3 separate regions of the Homo sapiens genome follow, and regions 1 and 3 are each linked to region 2. A link is a loop called in an ENCODE intact Hi-C map of the cell type or tissue named here. Cell type or tissue: IMR-90. All regions are shown on one strand. Links, peaks and the distances in the headings refer to the core of each region. The heading gives the core; the rest is flanking DNA. Region 1 has its middle 170 kb from the start of IL15. Region 2 has its middle 14 kb from the start of LINC02432. Region 3 overlaps INPP4B (inositol polyphosphate-4-phosphatase type II B).

The links. A loop is a pair of places that touch in the nucleus more often than their neighbours do. Peaks named below come from ENCODE experiments on the same cell type or tissue, not always from the same donor. Only the 100,000 strongest peaks of a DNase experiment are listed, where the experiment ranks them.
Region 1: a loop joins it to region 2, with 2.0 times the contacts of the local background. A loop is called at or near these places in 2 of 110 quality-filtered maps.
Region 3: it touches region 2 in a loop (2.6-fold over the local background); 2 of 110 quality-filtered maps call a loop at or near these places.

What each region holds. Positions count from the first base shown.
Region 1 is chr4:141,798,708-141,806,900 of GRCh38, reverse strand. No RefSeq gene overlaps it. Among named protein-coding and RNA genes, the nearest start is that of IL15, 170 kb to the right of the region's middle. In IMR-90, for the core only: no CTCF peak of the experiment used is centred there; a DNase peak (open chromatin) is centred at 4,320; H3K27ac peaks cover 508 bases.
Region 2 is chr4:141,342,333-141,350,525 of GRCh38, reverse strand. No RefSeq gene overlaps it. Among named protein-coding and RNA genes, the nearest start is that of LINC02432, 14 kb to the right of the region's middle. In IMR-90, for the core only: a CTCF peak has its summit at 4,168; a DNase peak (open chromatin) is centred at 4,145.
Region 3 is chr4:142,346,418-142,348,917 of GRCh38, reverse strand. All of the region lies in intron 7 of INPP4B (inositol polyphosphate-4-phosphatase type II B), which reads left to right. Among named protein-coding and RNA genes, the nearest start is that of INPP4B, 500 kb to the left of the region's middle. In IMR-90, for the core only: no CTCF peak of the experiment used is centred there; a DNase peak (open chromatin) is centred at 1,467.

The DNA of each region.
Region 1 (8,193 bases), core at 3,062-5,561, 460 kb before region 2:
TTTAACCAGGGGAACTTGAAGAAATGAAAAATTTTAAAGACATGTAAGAAGTGGATGGGCAAAACCCAATTTGATCTCTACTGTAATGGTATTACTCCATTTTTGCATTAAAGAATAATACCTATAATGTAAAGATTATGCCAAGTACTCTATAAAATAATACAAACCTTGAGGCAGTCAACCCGGACTTGCTTCCAATTGCACTTGGAACGACACACACACACAAAGATATGCCAAGAAATGTAGTGTCAGCAAAGCATGTGGGGCTGGCAGTTTAAAGAAGGAGGAAGCTGAGTCTTACCCCCAAAATAAAGAAACCAATTATATAGGATGAAAAATATAGTTCAGAGCTTTGAAGGGTCTATCACATGTTTACAGTGAAAGTATGAAATGATCACAAATGCGGCTTCCTTGACTGAAAAAAATGTTTGTGTGTATATAGGTACAGTCATGCATTACTTAATGAAGGGCATATGTTCTGATAAATGCATCATTAGTCGATTTCATCCTTGTGCGAACATCATAGAATGTACTTACACAAACCTACATGGTATAGCGTGCTACACACCTAGGATGTATAATATAGCCCATTGCTCCTATACTACAAACCTATATAGCATGTCACACCACTGAATACTGTAGGTCATTGTAGCACAATTGTGAGTATTTATGCACCTAAACATACCTAAACATAGAAAAGGTACAGTAAAAATACAGTATAAAAGATATTTAAATGGTACACCTGTGTGGGGCACTTACCATGAATAGAGCTTATAGGACTTGAAGTTACTCTGGGTAAATCTGTGAATGAGCGGTGAGCGAATATGAAGGCCTAGAACATTTATTTTACACTACTGTAGATTTTATAAACACTATACACTTAGGCTATACTAAATTTATTAAAACACTTTTTATTTAATAATAAATTAGCTTAGCTTACTATAACCTTTTTACTTTATAAATTTTTTAAATAGTTTTGTTTTTCACTCTTTTATAATAACTAATTAAAACACAAACACATTGTAAAGCTGTACAAAAATACTTTCTTTCTTTATGTCCTTATTCGATAAGCTTTTTTCTATTTTTTTTAACTTTTTGTCTTTTTGTTGAAAACTAAGACATACCTGGGTGTTGTGGAGGGGGCCTGTAGTCTCAGTTACTTGGGAGGCTGAGGCAGGAGGATCACTTGATCCCAGCAGTTCAAGGTTGTAGTGCACTATCATTGTACCTATGAATAGCTGTTGAACTCCGGCTTGGGCAACATAGCAAGACCCCATCTCTAGAAAAAAAAAAAAAACCTAAGACACAAACACACACATTTGCCTAGGCCTACACAGGGTCAGGATCATCAATATCACTGTCTACTACCACCTCCACATCTTGTCCCACTAGAAGGTTTTCAGGGACAATAGTATGCATGGAGATGTCATCTTCTATGGTAACAGTGCCTTCTTCCAAAATACCTCTTGGAATAATACTTCCTGGAATAACAGCAACAAACAAGGGTAATTTGAAATTAAAAATATAATACCATTAACATTAGCACCACCAAAATGAAATACTTAGTTGTAAGTCTAATAAAATAGGTACAAGACCTATAAAACAGAAACTATAAAACTCTGATGAAAGAAATCAAAGAACTGTAAAACTGAGGCTGTTTTACAGTTAACTTTTTAAAATAAATAGAACACTAGAATATAACCATAAAAAGTATAATATAGTAAATACATAAATCTATAACAATTTATCAGTATTAAATATTATGTATTGTACATAATCAAATGTGCTATATTTTTATATAAGTGGCAGTTCAGTAGTTTATACCAGCCTCACCACAAATATGTGAGTAATGCCTTGTACTATGATGTTTGAATGGTTAGGACCACTGTGGTATATGCAGTCTGTTAAATGCCATTATATGGAACATGACTGTATACATACAAATATGTGTATCTATAATATATATATATAATATATATAGTCAGCATAGTATGTATATCTTTTGAGAGAATTCTGTATGTAGAGTCACTGAAAATGTGTCGATGTCCAGCCAAACATCCATATGTGAAGCCCAAATTTCACTTTCATAACATTTCATGCTGACCTATATCTCTGTTTCTATCCACAGAGAAAGGTCAGAGACCTAACCAGAAATAGCAGTTAGGTTTTATCTCACATGCCAAGTCCATTATAGTGGCTTTCCAGGGAGCTGTGTTGAAAAGAATTATGTATTTATGTCTGAGATCAGCAGAAAAAGATTACAATGATTGATTAGTGATGTCTATCATGGCACACAAGAGAAAAAGTTACTATAATTTTTTATCTTTGTTCTGGACTTAATAAAGTTTTGGAAAATTGATGGAGGGCTTCTGAGTGGTCATGTTGTGCAGAAATTCTGGATGTGGTTTAGCCATCATGGAGGTACATGACCTGCCTTCAAGAGTGACCCATCTTACACACCTGGTAGACAGAAAGAAGCATTCACTTTAAGGCCATAAACTACTTGGCTGCTCCCAGCTAATGACTGAGCATGGTGAAAGTAGTGATCAGGTGATTTTTACTTGATGAGGGACTCTTCTAAGGAACAATCTTTCCCCCAAGGCTCGTCATCCGCCGGGCTTAGACTTTCTTGGAGATGTACTGCCTTACTCTTCTTATTCAGTCCTCTGTCCCTTCTTTTCTCTTTTCATAAGTGTCATTCCTTAGTGTCATCTGAAGGTTCTTGCTGCCTGCTTCTCCTTCCTCTCCTCTCCATTCTACATTCTTCACAAGTGTTTTCCCAATTAATATCTCGTACTTCTAATTGCCTACAGTGTCTTATTCCCAGAGAACAGGAATTGATACACTTGGGAATCAAGTTACCCTCAAACTTGGCAGAGTACCTCAACAAAATAAAATTTATTTCCTCTATCCCTTATTTCAATAACGTTTAAGTAATATTTATATTAATTGATGCATAGCTTAACACAGATGCTCCACTATATAAAACTTTCATAGAAACAAAGCTATGTGCCTGAGCAATAATGCATCATCAGTATCCACCACTAATGGTCCAATTGTGGAGAATTACTTTGGGTGTCTGGACCATGGATTTTGTATACATCTTACCCAGCCTGAAAGTAGTGAAGATTCGATGGAGCAGAAGGAAAGAAAAGGAAACCTATACTTTGTGTCTCTTCTGTTCCTGACATTAAGCTTGAATTTGACCTACATTTCTAGGACAGAAATGATTACTGTATCTCTTACTGTTGGTTCAGAAGACCTCAGTTTTGATTATGATAAAGCAGCTTGCATTTTTAAAGTGCAGTTTATACCAGGATGTATATTATATGAACCTAGTTCTTATAATTTTATCACTTAAAGTGAAGGCATTGCACCGACAAGTTTCATCAGCCCCAAATTATCACTTTAACATTAACTCAGTGGATGGCGCAGAAGCTGTCATATCCCCCTTTATTTCCTATGACCATGTGGCCTCCAGTCCTGGCTTTGTATATGTTGGGTTGGTTAAAGATAAGGGAGACTTCACCAGTTGGATTATTTTTCCCATCGTGGCATGCCTTCTTGGAATTGGCCTGTACTCAGCTCTATTCTCACTATTCCTTCAGGAAACTCCAGGCTTTGTCACTCCCTCCCTCCAGTAATATAAACCTACATGATCTGTTCTCTTTTCACCACCAGCTATATTTCTACATGAATAAACATGGCTGTGAAATGACAAAATCAAACCCATAATCTTTAGTCAGTTCTGATAACTATGAGTTTATGATGTTGGAAAAGCTCTTTTACAGAACACATTTATTTTATAAAGAAACATTTGCTATTTGCTATGTATCTCCTTTAAATAGCAAATGATTTTCATTGTATTTAATATGTGATATATATTTTATATACATATTCATGAGCATTGTGGAATCTCTTTAAACTTTGTTCCTCGATGTTTACATTTATATTCTTTTAAAAAAATGGAGAGATGGCATCTCACTATGTTGCCCAAGCTGTTGAACTCTTGGTCTCAAGTGATCCCCCTGCCTCAGCCTCTCAAAGTGCTGGGATTACAGATTTGAGCCACAGCACCTAGCCTAAATTTATACTTATTAAAATCACAAGTAAGGAAACTGAAGGAGAGGAAGCCCAAGAAAGAAACTTGCAAACAGCATCGAGATAGAAAGCTTAGATTCTTCTAGACTTGAACAGAATTACATCAGATCTTCTAAAGAAAAAAAATAAAGTCTAACTTAGGCACATGTGTTATAGGCAAATGAATAAATAGCTTCACCTTATAGTGGGACAGAGCTTAATGATTCATTTCTTAGGCAACAGCAGGATATTTTCCTGTTGGAATTTTAAAAGCCTATTCTTTGTGGTGAATGATGTATTTATTTTTTTCATTCCTCCCATATTATTCCAGTTCACTGCACATGCTTCTAAAATTCTTTTCATAGGACTGAATTTCATTCTTTTGGCGAATCCCTCTGAGAATCAGAAAAAGAAATGAATGTCTGTAGATCTGGTTTCAGATCATCTTTTTGTCTCATCACTAATGTAAGGAATACTATTTAGAGACTAAAAGATACCAGATTCTTGGGCAGGGGTTGACTTTGCTTTGTAACTAAAGTACAGATGAGAGTTTCTACAGATAAAATCCTACAAACTTTGTTTGTTATCCACAATGCACTTCTGGAATTTCCACTTGTTTATCCATAGTCCTGTGATGAGGCCCAAATGGAAAGATAAATACATCATTTTAAAGGCCACATCATTGGATATTTGTACTTAATTTTTGACCATGGAAATTTAACTGTTAAGCAAGTTGGGATCTATTGTTCAAATCTATAGTTATTATTTAGTTAAATTTGTTGGCAGAAGTTTAATACTAGAGGGAAAAGTATCTCTAGGATTTCTATTCATAGAAAGAAAATCAGTGACTTAAGTCTGAGATATGGGTCCTTAAAGCTTTTGATTTGATATATATGGTCATCCACTAAACCAATAATTAAAGCTACCTTCATGCCTTAAGTGTCTATGTCAGCACTCAACATTATGAGCAAACTTTTCCTACTTCAAAGGTATAAAGTAACATTTAATATTTATATTAAAGTAATACAAAGTAATTTAATGTATATTTAATGTATATGTAATTTATTTATTTTTATTTAATTTATAAATAATTTAATGTATATAGTAATTTGATATTACTCCGTAGTTTCTAGGGAGATAGTCTGTCAGGCTCACTATACGGAGCAGACAGGCACTGCAGTCAAAAGGACGAAGTTTCCTTTATAAAGCATTGATGCTGCTAACCTCAACTGCAAACTCTTCCTTCCCACATTCTTTTTGGGCTGTGACTTATCCAGGGTATTAACTTCTCATTTCTAGTTCCCTGCTTTGGGCTCATATCCAGCTTCATTTATTTGCTAGCTGTGTCATCTACTTCACCTCTCTAAGCTTAAGATGCCCTGTCCATAAATGAGGTTATAATGCCAAATGCAGATAAAGGGGCAGTGCTATGGTCTGAATGTGTCTGTAAAATTCATGTGATGCAAACTTAATCCCCAATGCAATAGTGGGAAGGGGGGCCTTTTGAGAGGTGTCTATGTCATGAGGACTCTGTCCTCATGAATTAATTTATGTTGTTATTAGAAAGGGCTTGCTGGAGTAAGTTCACTCTCTCTAGTCCTTCCACCTTCCGCCATTTCAGGATGTAGCAAGAAGGCGTACACTAGATGCCTGTGCCTTCATCTTGGACTTCCCAGACAGAACTGTGTGAAATAAATTTCTGTTGTTTATAAATTACCCAGCCAATGGTATTGTTTTAGCAACATAAATGAACTGAGATAAGTAGTAATATTTTAAAAATTACATATAAAGTATTTATCAAAGTGTTTAACAAGAATAAAAAATAACCATTCTTTTTAGGCTTTCTAAGCATAATAACCCAGATTTGAGATACCACTCCAAAGAGATAATTTCACATACAGAAAAGACCATATGCACAAAGATGCTCAGTAGTGATAGTAACAGAAGTGAAAGATTGGAAACAATGTATAACAACACTAGATAATGCTCATAGATTGGTAAATAAAATAAATTTCATGCAATCATGAAAAATCATGACTGTAGGTTAAAATATAAAAAATAATATGCAAAACTAAATTTACTATGTGGTTGAAGATATGTAAGAATATGAATGTGCAGAATAATACACTGAAATTATATAATTGATTCTCTTAAAGTGACGGATTATAGATAATTCCAAGATGTTGTTTCCTTGGTTTTTCAGAGTTTCTACAATGTGGTTATATTCCTTTTATAAACAAAATTGTACGAAGAACCTCATCATTATTTGAGGTCTGGAAGCCTGGGGTGGTGAAAAGAGAAAGTTATCTTTTCTTAGCTGGCTTTACAACTTTGGAGATTACTGGAGTGGAGCAGCTTCAGTATCAAGGTGGCTGAGGGATGGAGGTAACATGAACCGAGAAGGCTGAGGGTGAGGTCCAGTTTCAATCTTGAAAAAGGCAGGCCAGAGCAGAAGAGTTTTTTCGTATTATTTCTACTTCTGATGAAAAAAAAAACACACAATGTTTTTAAAGTTTCTATTAGCCCACGTCATAACCATTACCAAAAGCCCAAGAAATCGTAAGTACCAAGGAGCTTGATTCTGCATTATAAGTCTTTAAGTGGTAAATACTTCACATGGGTACCTTGGGATTAGTTCATTTTACACATACATTTAAAATAATCTTAACCTACTCAGCAATTGTACACGTTCAGCCTCCTCCCAACCTCTAACCTCTATTATTTTATGATCCCCAATTACTAGCCCCAAGTAAAATACTCTCCATGTCATTTTTGCTTTTAGTAATCTTATTTTTTAACTATCATTATTTCCTTTTTCTGTGTCAATTTATCCCTTGCTCTCTTAAATACATTTCATGGTCACCTACCCTGATCTCTCTAGAATCCCTATAATACTGGAACAGGTTTTCCTAAAAAATATTTCAGAAAATCACTTCTCTTTAACCTCAAAAAACTTTTTCAAATGGACATTCTTCATGCCCCTAATACTTATGTTTCAAAACACTTTAGAGAAGGAAGATAGCCCTTGTTCCCATCTGCCATTCCCAGTTATTTATGTGGCTTCCTTTGACCCGCAAATTCTCGCTTCAACTCCAAAATATCCTTCTCACTATTATGAAATCTACTTGTGTGAAACCTAGTACTAGAACTGTGAGCCCATTTCAATATTTTTGTATTTATTTATTTAACATTTTTTTGTCTGGGTACAATGACTTATTCCTGTAATCCCAGTGTTTTGGGAGGCCAAGGTGGAAGGATTGCTTAAGACCAGGAGTTCAGGACTAGACTGGGCAACATGGTGAGACCCTATCCCTACAAAAAAAAATTTTTTTAATTAGCTAGGCATGATGGTGCACACCTGTAGTCCCAGCTACTCGGGAGGCTGAGGTGGGAGGATCTTTTGAGCCCAGGAGTTTGAGGCTGCAGTGAGGTGTGGTTGTACCTCTGCACTTCAGTCTGGGTGACAGAGAGAGTCACCATCTCAAAAGAAAAAGATAATAAAGTAATACTATGAATAACTCTATGCTGGCAAATTTGATAACCTAGATGAAATGGAGCAATACCTTGAAAGACACAATTTTCCAAAACACACACAAAAAGAAATAGACAATTGAAATAAGCTTTTATATATTAACAAAATTGAATCAATAATTAATAACCTTCAAAAACAGAAAACACCAGTCCCAGGTGGGTTTGCCAAAGAATTCTATCGAACATTTAAGTAGCAGATTATACCAATTCTCTACAACCTCTTTCAGAGGATAGAAGCAGAGGGAATACTTCCTAACTCATACTAGAAGACTAGAATTAGACAAATACATTAATTACAAGAAAAAAACTACAGATCAATGTTTCTCTGAATATGGATGTAAAAATCCTCAAGAAAATATTAGTGCCCAAAAAAGAATTTTTAAAAATTATATATGATGACCAAGTGTAATTTATCCTAAGTATGCAAGATTGTATCAACTTTCAAGAATCAATAAATGTAATTCATTACATCAACTAGTCTTAAAAAGAAAAATCACACATTTATATCAATAGACGCAGAAAAAAACATTTGACAAAATTCTACATGGATTCATGACTTAAAAAGAAACCTCAGTAACCTAG
Region 2 (8,193 bases), core at 2,895-5,394:
GTAACAGGATGTTGTGACATAATAAAAAATATACATTTGGTTTCTGCCTCCTGTTCCTGCCACAGATCTCCTAAATCCCTTGGAATTTCCTGGGTAATAAGAGTGCCTTTATTCTAATAAGGCAACACTTGGCGGACTGCTGGATAACGTCAACATGAGGGCTGTTTTCCAGAAACACCAAGCCATAATTCAAACTGTGAGCTGGAGACTGGGTTAATAATTGGTCATGCCTACATGATGAAACCTCTATAAAAAATCCCTAGAAGGCAGGGCTTGGAGAGCTTCCAGGTTGGTAAATACATCCACAGGACAGGAGGGTGGCACACCCTGGCATCATGGGGACAGAGGCTCCTGTGCTCAGGACCTCGCCTTCACCTGGCTGTTCATCTGCATCTTTCATCATATCCTTTGTTATAAAGCAGTGAACATAAGTGAGTGTTTCCCTGAGTTTTGTGAGCCATCAGGGCAAAATATCAAACCTCAGGAGAAAGTCGTGTAAACCTTCCATTTGTAGCCAAGTTGGACAAATGTTATGGGTAATGTGGATATCCAAGCCATGCCACTGGCATCTGAAGTGGAGGGGTTGGGGTGGGGGCCCAGTCTTGTGGGACTGAGCCTTCAACCTATGGGGTCTGCACTAACTGCAAGGTAGATAGTACCGTAACTGAATTGTAGGACACATAAGTGGCATCCAGAGAGAACTGATTGCTGTGGGAAAAATATATCCCACACATTTGGTGTCAGAAGTGAAGTGTTGAGAGTAGAGGAAACAGTGAGTTTTTCCTCATTAACATTAAATTGGAATTTTCAGCTTTCACCACAATATATAATATATGAAATTCCAAAGAGAATTGTCAAACCAAAATGTAGATTTTCAAAGGAGCTATCAGAGAACCAGTTGGGCAGTTCCAAACCCACTGAAGAATACAAAAGGGTCCAAATATTGGAGATGAGAACAATTTGTTAAGAGGGGTGTGTGTTTACATGTGTTGCTAGACTGAGTTTCACCTTCTCCAAGGGGAGCAATGGAGTGCTATCTTTTGCAAAAAGGGCTTCACTTGGCCAATTTGGAGAGTTTGAGATAAGTCTCCTGGAGCTTGAGAGAGGGTAAGACTGGCATCTGACAGGCTTACTGGAGCAGGAGGGGCAACTGGTGAGCTCTTTGGGCAGTAAAGTATTTCTGGTGGAGGAGATGAGGACCTCAGGAGAGAGCTAGCTGGGGGCCACCTTTAGCTCTGTCCAAGAAGGACTTTCTGGAAGTGTAATGAGCCTCTAACCAAAATAGAGAGTGGATAGTGGTTCCCTAAACCCAGGGGCTGAGCACTGGGCTAGAGAGCTGCAGTTGTTGCAGCCAGATGAGCCCCACAGGGGGTGACCCTGCAGAGCCACCAAAGCAACCCAAAGAGGGAAAATCACCTGCAGACATCTGCCCATCTTACAGTATCAGAGCTAGCATAAACTTCCCTGCATCCTTTGCCTTTCTAGTCTCTGACTCCATTCCCATGGCAACAGCAATGACAACTTATAAGTAGCATATAAGTGGGCAAGAGGATAGAAAAATTACCTGCCCCTCTTCCACGGGAAGCAGCTGGTCCACTTCAGGTGAGCCATTGAGATGGGATATTAAACCAAATGCAGTTTTATTTATGGTCTGGAATTGGATAGTCTATTTGACATATTGAGAGTATATCTAAGATTGAAGCCTCAAATTCAAGGGCCCAAATTTTCAGTCTTTCTCTTTTCACTTTCATTTCTGCTTTCAAAATAGCCAAGTCTTTCTTAAGCTCATCCCTTTTTAGTAAGACTTTGCTGGAAACACAAGGTAAAGCCCATGACTGACTTTCCAAACCCTTTCCCAAGCCATAGGCTGACTAGAAACATGGTTTGCCTTCCAGGTCTCCAGAGGACAGTTTTGCTAGATGTGCTGTGATGGCAGGACAATAGAAGTATACTTTTTTACCACCTGACATGCCTGTTCTTGATTCACAGTTGACTATGCTGCAAGCGCCAAGCAGTGACTTAGAAACCCAGTCTCTTTCCACCTTAGGGTTCCACCATCATTAACATACAGCTTTTGGAGCCACTAGGTTCATTTCTGCATGAATCTGATAGGAGAAAAAACAAGAAGCCTCTTGTATCAAGATTTGTTATGAGCCATGGCCCTGAAGTGCCATGTCATTTCCTCTTACATGTGCATTGTCCAGAACTCAGTTACGTGGTCATGCAAAACTGCAAGAGAAGCTGGGAAACACTATGTTTGTGCAACAGAAGAAAAAGAAACAGGCTTGGTAAACAGCTAGTCTGTTTCTGCCTCCAGGGCTCTATAGCTTCTAGGAGTGAGCTCATTGGCTATGTAGACTTCTAGAAAATTTATTCATAAGAAAAATAGTAAAAAAAAAATCCCACCACTGAAAAATTATAAAGGGACGATGCAAGACAAAAATAGTATTTTGATTATCTTTGATTTGTTGGAAGTATAATTTTCAGCGATCAAATGTGCAGCACTGGGTAGTATCAGTTCTGTTTAGTTTGGAAACATACTACTTGAAGTTCTCTGGGCTAATTTTTCTGACCTGAACTGACTGTTCTCAGATTCATTACACAATTGTCATCCTGGGACTTCCCTGCACCATCGTTTAGATAGTCCCTTTATCCCTCTCCTGTCATGTAGCATCTTTTACTTGGATGCAGAGGCTTCCTCTTTTTGTTGGTCCTCTTTCTGATGAAGTACATAATAGTGTTCTGAGAAATATGAACAGAATGCACATTTTTTGAGATCCCACATATTGGAAAATATCATTCTACATTCACAGTTGATTGATAGCTTGGCTGAGCTTGTAATTCTGGGTTGTAATTCATTTCTCCTTACAAGTTTGAAGGGACTTCTCCATTGTTTGAGTACCATCTTTTGAATGTGACCTGTTATTTCTACCTGGCTACTTTTAGGGTTGTCTTTTTATCCTCACGGTTCTGAAATTTCATGTTGTTATGTGTTGATGCAGATTTTCTATCATTCATTTTTGGGCACTCAGATGGCTGTCAACCTAGAAATTCAAAGCTTTCAATACTCACAAGTTTTCCTACATTATTTCTTGAAGATTTTTTCCCCTCTCTCTCTGATTTTTATTCTCTTTCTTGAAAACATAATAGTTAAACATTTTGACCCTGATTTGGTCGACTGATTTTTTTAAAATATTTTCTTTCTTATCTGCTATGTCTTTCTCTTTTTGTTCTAATTTTCTGGAAGAGTCTTCACTTTATCTTTTGTATTTCTATTAAATTTTTTTACTTCTGCTGAAAATATTTTTCTTATGAATTTCTTATTCTTTTATTTTTATAGCTCCCTGTTATTGCTTCAGAAGTAAAATATATTTCCCGCATTCCCTAGGATATTTATCTTATCATTTTTTTCTTCTGTTCCTACACTGTCTTTACTTCCTCTGAGTTCCTTTCATCTTGCTCTTGGCTCTGACTTTCAAATGAGATGCTTTCTTCACATGTCTAGTGGTCCCTGTCTACCTATTCAAATTTATAACCAATCAGTAGCTCTGTCTGGGTGGCAGAACATTTGAATTGGTGGGCCTCATTGTAGGGTGATTAAAACCCAGAAATCTCAGAGTATGTAGATCTTTTCCCTTTAGCCAATCAACTACTCCATAGAGAAATCCCCTAATATACTGCCCATTGGACCTAAGCCACACCTACTCACTTTCTGTATGTTAAGAGGGAGAAAGGCTAAGGTTTATCAATGCACATTATTTAGATGTTTACTTAAGTCCCCTTTTATCAATATCACATCTTAGCTTTCATTCTACTGTTCATTCAAGATTCTTTCAAGACCAGCTTGAATGAATATGCTTTAATAAAAACACAGATTGCACTACAAAACCAAATAGTGTTAAATTTATATTATGCAACAGAATTGTCTGCAAGCTAAGTAGAAAAGGACATCTCCCCTTTATAGATGATTTTTTGGGTTATAAAAATATTATGAAGTAGTAATGATATATTTGCATGCCATCATCTACATTTTTCTTTCATTAACTTTGTCAAATTCTATTTTCAAAGAGCTTCGTTTGTCCTTTGAGGACAAATTCAACTTGTCAGGAAGCCAGCTTCAGGCAATGTCTTTCCCAGTGGCCTGCTGTATTGGTCCACATGAGATATGAAACAGAGACATCTAAAGGACATTTTAGGAACTGGAACATTAATATTTACTCTCCATCCTTTATGACTGATTCCCTTGGAAATGAGGTCTGTAGTTTATTATGAAGCTGGAAAACCTCACTTTGTAAAATTAAATTCAAAGCCACAATCATATGCCTTTTCTAACAAGATTCAAGAGAAGGCTAGAATCACCAACAGTTTTAAATGAAGAGTTATTTTAACAAAAAATATCAGAATTCATCTATTTGCCCTAAAATTATTGGAAGGAAATTGACTTAGAGTAAGCTATTTCTAGTAGTGTCACATTTTGATTTTTATTATATTTGTCCATAGTGTTACGTATAATATAGGTACCTAGTAAATAAAAATAAATAAGCAAGTTATTAAATGAACAATTAATTGATTAAAATCTGAATAAATGTAACTCAGGCATTTTTCTGACTGATTCCTCTTTAAATAGTAATTCCCAATACTCATCTTTTGGCTTGATCAGGCTTAGAGGAGTTATGACAGAATTATATGTGCAAATCTTAAATGTTAACATACACAATAATGGCATTTTTACCAGAAGCATTATTTTCCCAAATGGATAAGAAGTAATAATGAAATTTAAATCTTCTTTTCTAACAAAGGAATTGAGATAATATCTTCTTGTTCGACAGACTCTGAGTTGTTAAAAGCTTTGGTCTAAGCCATCTAATTGCCATAAAAAATTACTTTTCCTGGAAAGCTGGGGTCTAGTTCCAAGGCCACAGGAATGTCAGCTTCTTTAATGCAAAGTTTAAAAATAAATACAAGAAACAATTGCAAACCATATGACAGATTTTTTAAGGCATGTATACTTCAACTACTTCTGTGAATATTAATTTTTCCTTATGCCTTTTAAGTTCATAAGTACATGCTCGTCACTATCATACAAGACAGAGAAACAGAAAGAAAGAAACGGAAGAAGAAATATTCCAGATCTCTGTGTTGCCCACCATTCTGGGTGGTAAAATCTTAATTATGACAACACAAGTCCACGTGATAGAGGAACATATTAGAGGTCAGAGGTGCTTTGAAAACCAGCCAGTTTCACTATTCTTTTAAATTAAAGTAAGTTCAATTAATTCATGAAGCTATAATGTAAATTCAACCATCTAAGATTTCAACTAGCAAAGATGAGGAGAAAATCCCAAAATGACCACTAACATCTTGTTCAGAACTGGTCTGTTTTGAGACGGCTACATTTTCACCATGCTCTCAGGTGGCCTTTCCTCTGTGCACTCACAGAAAGAGAGAGAGCTCTGGTGTCCCTCTCTCTTCTTATAAAGACATCAATCCTACTGGATTAGTGCCCATACCTATGATCTAATTTAATCTTAATTACTCTCTTAAAAGCCCTATTTCCAAATACATACTGAGTCAGGGCTTCAACATATGAATTTTGTGGGGTTGCATTTCAGTCCATAACAAATATATAGGAGGCACGGGCTCAAACCTACAAGTACTTTTCTTCTTCTACTCCAGAAACAACTCCTTGAATTCCTCCTCTAGAATTGCTGCCCAGATGGTTTGGTAGACCATTAGAAATGTTAATATCCTAGTCCCAGAATTTTATATTATTCTCTGGGTTTCTAAATTATCTTACACTTGTATCAAATATAATTACATATTTTAAAGAACTTCTTAAATTCTGACCAAATTTATCCCAAACTTTTAAATGGATAGGACAAATTTTATGATTAAAAATTATTTTGAAAAATTTTACCTATTAATACTAATATTAATTTTTAAAATGTTATCTGTTAATAAAACAGAACTTCTTCTACTTAATATTAACCTAGAACTCCTAGTTCTATATAAACTTGAAATCAATAAAACTGCATTTCCTTTAAAATGTATTGTAACTCAGAATGTACACTATTTTAAGGTGACTCTTCCTAATCATTAATTTTCTTACATAATTTGTTTTGTGTGCTTTTTAAAACTATGATTGCCTATTCTGAATTAGAAACTCTTGAAAGATGTGTGATGGCCTATTTAACTCACTCTGCGTACTAACTAATAGAATTGTAGCTTAATATATGTTGTATCTAACAATTAAAGTTAATACAAGAGATTAAAGTGAGTAAGTCATCTAATTAGACATCCAATCTGTCCCCAATCTTACTAACATTTGTTTTCTTCATGTCCCTCACATCTACTCTTTAGCATTCTTCTTTCACATCTATGATCAAGGCCCCCATTAGTTAGACAAGGTTTTATGCCAGATCCTCTGGCATGAACCCCAAGCCATCCTGCACACATGGATCAAATCTAAATCTATATTGTATAATCTTTCTTCCCCTATGTCATTACACTACATGGCAATCTTCATTGGCTCCTCATGGCCTATAGGATAAATTCATGCTCTTGAGTCTGGCATCTGTCGTTCTCAATTGTTTGATTTCTCAGTTCACCTTCTTAACTTTATCCACATACCCACAGCTAAGAGTCCCCTAACCCCCTTCTTTCTGGCTGAGTCTACATATTTCATTGTCCCCCAAAACAAATTGTAATGGTAACTCAGGTGGTTCTTGAATTAAAAAACATTGTGGATCCAACAGATTGAGAGCAGTGCCTAAAAATTAACAGGATGTCAGCCCTTCTTCCTTCTCAGGTATCTATAAATATCCCAGATTTTTTAGTTCAAAGAAGGGAAGAAGTATGGAATTGCCTTATCAATCAGTAATTTCAGATGCCACCTGCATCCTGGCTTCCCTCTGCTTCAGATGTTGTGTTTACTATCTCTCTTGATTATCTTTTTAATCACTCCTTTCTGCCATGTTGAACCATTCCAAACCATCCCACCATGCCATTGGTCAAACACATTGCCTACCTTCTGTGTGGGCTCCCCACAGTTGGGACCGACCTGCTACACAGTGACGAATAACCCTGTGGTATCAGATGCCTTCATGACAGCTCCTCGGAGCTCCTCAGTGTCTCCCACCTCTGTGTCTCAGACTGGGAAAAACTCCTAGACCCCCAAGCATTCAATTTTTTACTAAGGCTAGCAAAGAAAAAAAAATCTCAGCAGAATGATTGGGATCCCTAGCTATATATTTTGTTCAGTTTTACAATATTCCCAGGGAACACAGATGCTCCAGGGGTCAGTCTCAGGGTAAGATCAAGTACAAACTGATGATATGCCCTGAATAGCTGAATGACTGTGCCACCAGTTTCCTTCTTTTCTTCCTTTCTTTCCCTCCTTTTCTTCCCCCATTTATTTTTCCTTCCTACCTTCCTTCCTTTCCTTCCTTCCTTCCTTCCTTCCTTCCTTCTTTCTTTCTTTCTGTTTCTTTTACAGGGTCTTGCTCTGCCTGGCCCCCATCAGGGCTCACTCCAACCTTGATATCCTGGCCTCAAGCAACCCTCCCACCTAAGCCCCCCAAGTGCCTAGGACAAGCACATGCAACCATGCCCAGCTAATTCTTTCTTAATTTTTAAAATAGATGAAGTTTTGCTATATTGCCTAGGTTGTTCTCAAACTCCTGGCCTCAAGTGGGATTACAGATGTGAACTGCCATGCCCAGACTCTTTCTTTTATTGCAGTAAAAAATATATATAAAACTTACCATTTCAACCATTTTTAAGTGTACACTTCAGTAATATTAAGTGTATTCCCAATGTTGTGCAGCAGATCTCAAGAACTTTTTTATCTTGCAAAACTAAAACCCTATATCCACTTAACACTAATTTTCTCTCCCACTTCCCAAGCCTTTTGCAATGACCTTTCTACTTTCTGCTTCTGTGATCTTGACTTCTTTATGTACCTCATGTAAGTAGATTCATACAGTATTTGTCCTTTTGTGACTGGTATATTTTGCTTCACACAATGTCTTTGAGATTCATCACTGTTTATAACATATTTTAGAATTTCCTTCCTTTTTAAGGCTGCACAACATTCCATTGTATGTACATATTACATTTTTTAATCCATTCATCTGTTGATAAACATTTGCGTTACTTCCATCTCTTGGCTATGGTGATGTAAGTAAAATGGCT
Region 3 (2,500 bases), core at 1-2,500, 1.0 Mb before region 2:
ACATCATCCTCCAGCCCCCTGCACTGAGCTGGCTGCGAAGTGCCTGAAATCACTTTTCCCTCCAGCAGAACAGCTCCTGGGATTAGGCACTCACTGAACTTGATATCTGGGGAGTCTTATGACAGATAAGGTTTTGCTCTGATAACCTTCTGTGGCTATAGAGGGAAGGACTCTTCCTTCAAATTGTTCACTAGGGACATTTTAGACAATCATTGCTCTGAGTTGAGCCTGTTCTAGTTTGCAGCCTTGGAGCAATGTTGCTTTAGATTAATGTGTCACCAAGCTCTTATTGAGAAAGAAGTTCTTTTATTTCCTTATAGGCTGGATTTGCACTTGTCAATTGTGTGGATGAAGAAAAGAGGTTAGAGAAGGGGCCTCCCACATACTGATGATTTTTAGTGTCTCTTCACCATCTATATCTGGGGAGAATTGGAGGGGCAGGAGGGAGAAGCTGGTGCTGGAACTCAGTAATTAACCTGATTTGAGTCAGGTTTAATGACTTCTCTGTTTAAGGTAAAATATTCTGGAAAAAAATATTTTCCTTAAACAAGACCAAATAGTAAAGTGACTGAATGGTGGATGCCTTACTCCCTCAAAATGGCAAAGGTCACTGCATTTTTATCTCCTGCCAAGCCAATCAATAATGAAAGGATTGATTTAGAGGCTTGTGGAGACAGGCTCTTCAATGACCTTGTTGTAGTAGCAGGGTTAGGGTAGGGATCTACCATGCGCCCTCTTCAGCTCTAATGCCGTTGTCCACTTCACCCCTGTATCATAAGCAAAAGCTACAAGAAGCATATTATTTGCAAGATGGAGCTTATAGTTTATTTTTGTTGATGGTGGTGATTTTGTCAAAATGTGGTGATGTTTATGCAGTCACATAATGGCACTATGAATTTTGTTTTATAATTACATAGCAAAATTTATGGATGATCACATTTACATGTTCTATCACGTTTCTGACAATTATAGTTCATTGCTTCCTCATCTCTTTCCTTCAGGGTATCAGGAAATTATTGTGACTTAAAATGGGAATCTTTAGCTTTGAGGTGGGAGCAGTTTGACCCATTTCAACATTTTTATGAGAATTTGTCTCCCTTCTCTGAACCACCTCTGCTGCTATAGATGCACCTAAATTCAGAAAAAAATATTTACCTAGTGCAATCTCTATCTCATGAATGCTTTTCTTTTCAGTCTTTTATGTTATCAGAGAGATGTCTATAGAAAAGTTTACATAGAAATTATTTACTCAAATATTTTAATTAATGAATTTTTAAACTATTTTTATTGAAATTTAATTTTTATTTTGATATTTCCAAGTTGGAAATTAAATGAAAATAATAGCATCTTTTCTAATTCAGTTCAGGATCAACAGATTAACTTCACTGTGAATTTTTTGACCCCTGAGGCAAGTGTTCAAACCAGTATTGACTTGGCTTCTTCCAACCTTCATTTTATGTGTCAGCTGTGATGCAATACTTCAAGTGCTTCATAAAGATAAGGGCTGCACTTTTCCCTCAGAGCACTGGCCAAATAATAATCAGGTAATTGGAATGTATGTAGCACTTTCATCTGAAAAACTCACTCCTCAGACTTTTTTTATGTTATCCCTATTAAGAGGTTGGTTGAAGAATTTTGGGTCTGGGTGGAGGGAACATAGTAAATATTCAATAGATGTTTAATAGGTTGACATCATCTTTTATTTAAGTCTTGCTAGGTTAACTTGAAAAAAATTACTATATGAACTTACAGTTGAATGACATTAAATGTGATGAAATAAAATGAAACCAAAACTACATCTTTTTCTTATCATTTTAAAGATACGGTTGGTTATCTAGGCATCCCAACACAACACATTAGTTAACAGAGAGGTTGTTTCAACATTCTTATAAGGAAGGACTGGGCTATATCTACTCAAAGCAAAATGGAAAATTAAAGCAAATAGAGAATATCAGTATGCCTGGCATCTTCACCTATTAAATCTGGATCAGTCATGAAATTGAACTGGGTCAATAATAGGATGGCTGGTGCCACTAACCCCTAACTCCTGTGTCATCACGGAACTGGCTCTACCTCTTAGAATGTCATTATTCAACACTTTTATTCTACTCAATATTGTATCTTTATATAAAATGTTGAAAGATTCTGATTTATACCAAACATTTCAGTTATCTAGATAGTGTAGGCTTTAATTACTTAATATTTACCTAATTTGATCTATTTTACTGAGTTGTTAGAGCCATAATTGCATTTAGGAAAATTTATCTTTTTAAGTAGCTCTCAAGCCCTCTGTTTCAATTTTTTTGTAGTATTCTTTCTCTTTATTCTTGGGCATAATTTACACTTTTTGATTATCATTGTTCACCTAGATAGTACCTCTTATCTCTTATTTATTCAGATGCTATTTTGTTTTATGAAAGAGACTTTTATCTTTTTCCACATTATCAATATGTCACTTTTTCTAGTCTAATTTCATTTCTCTTATTTCTTGTTATTTCAT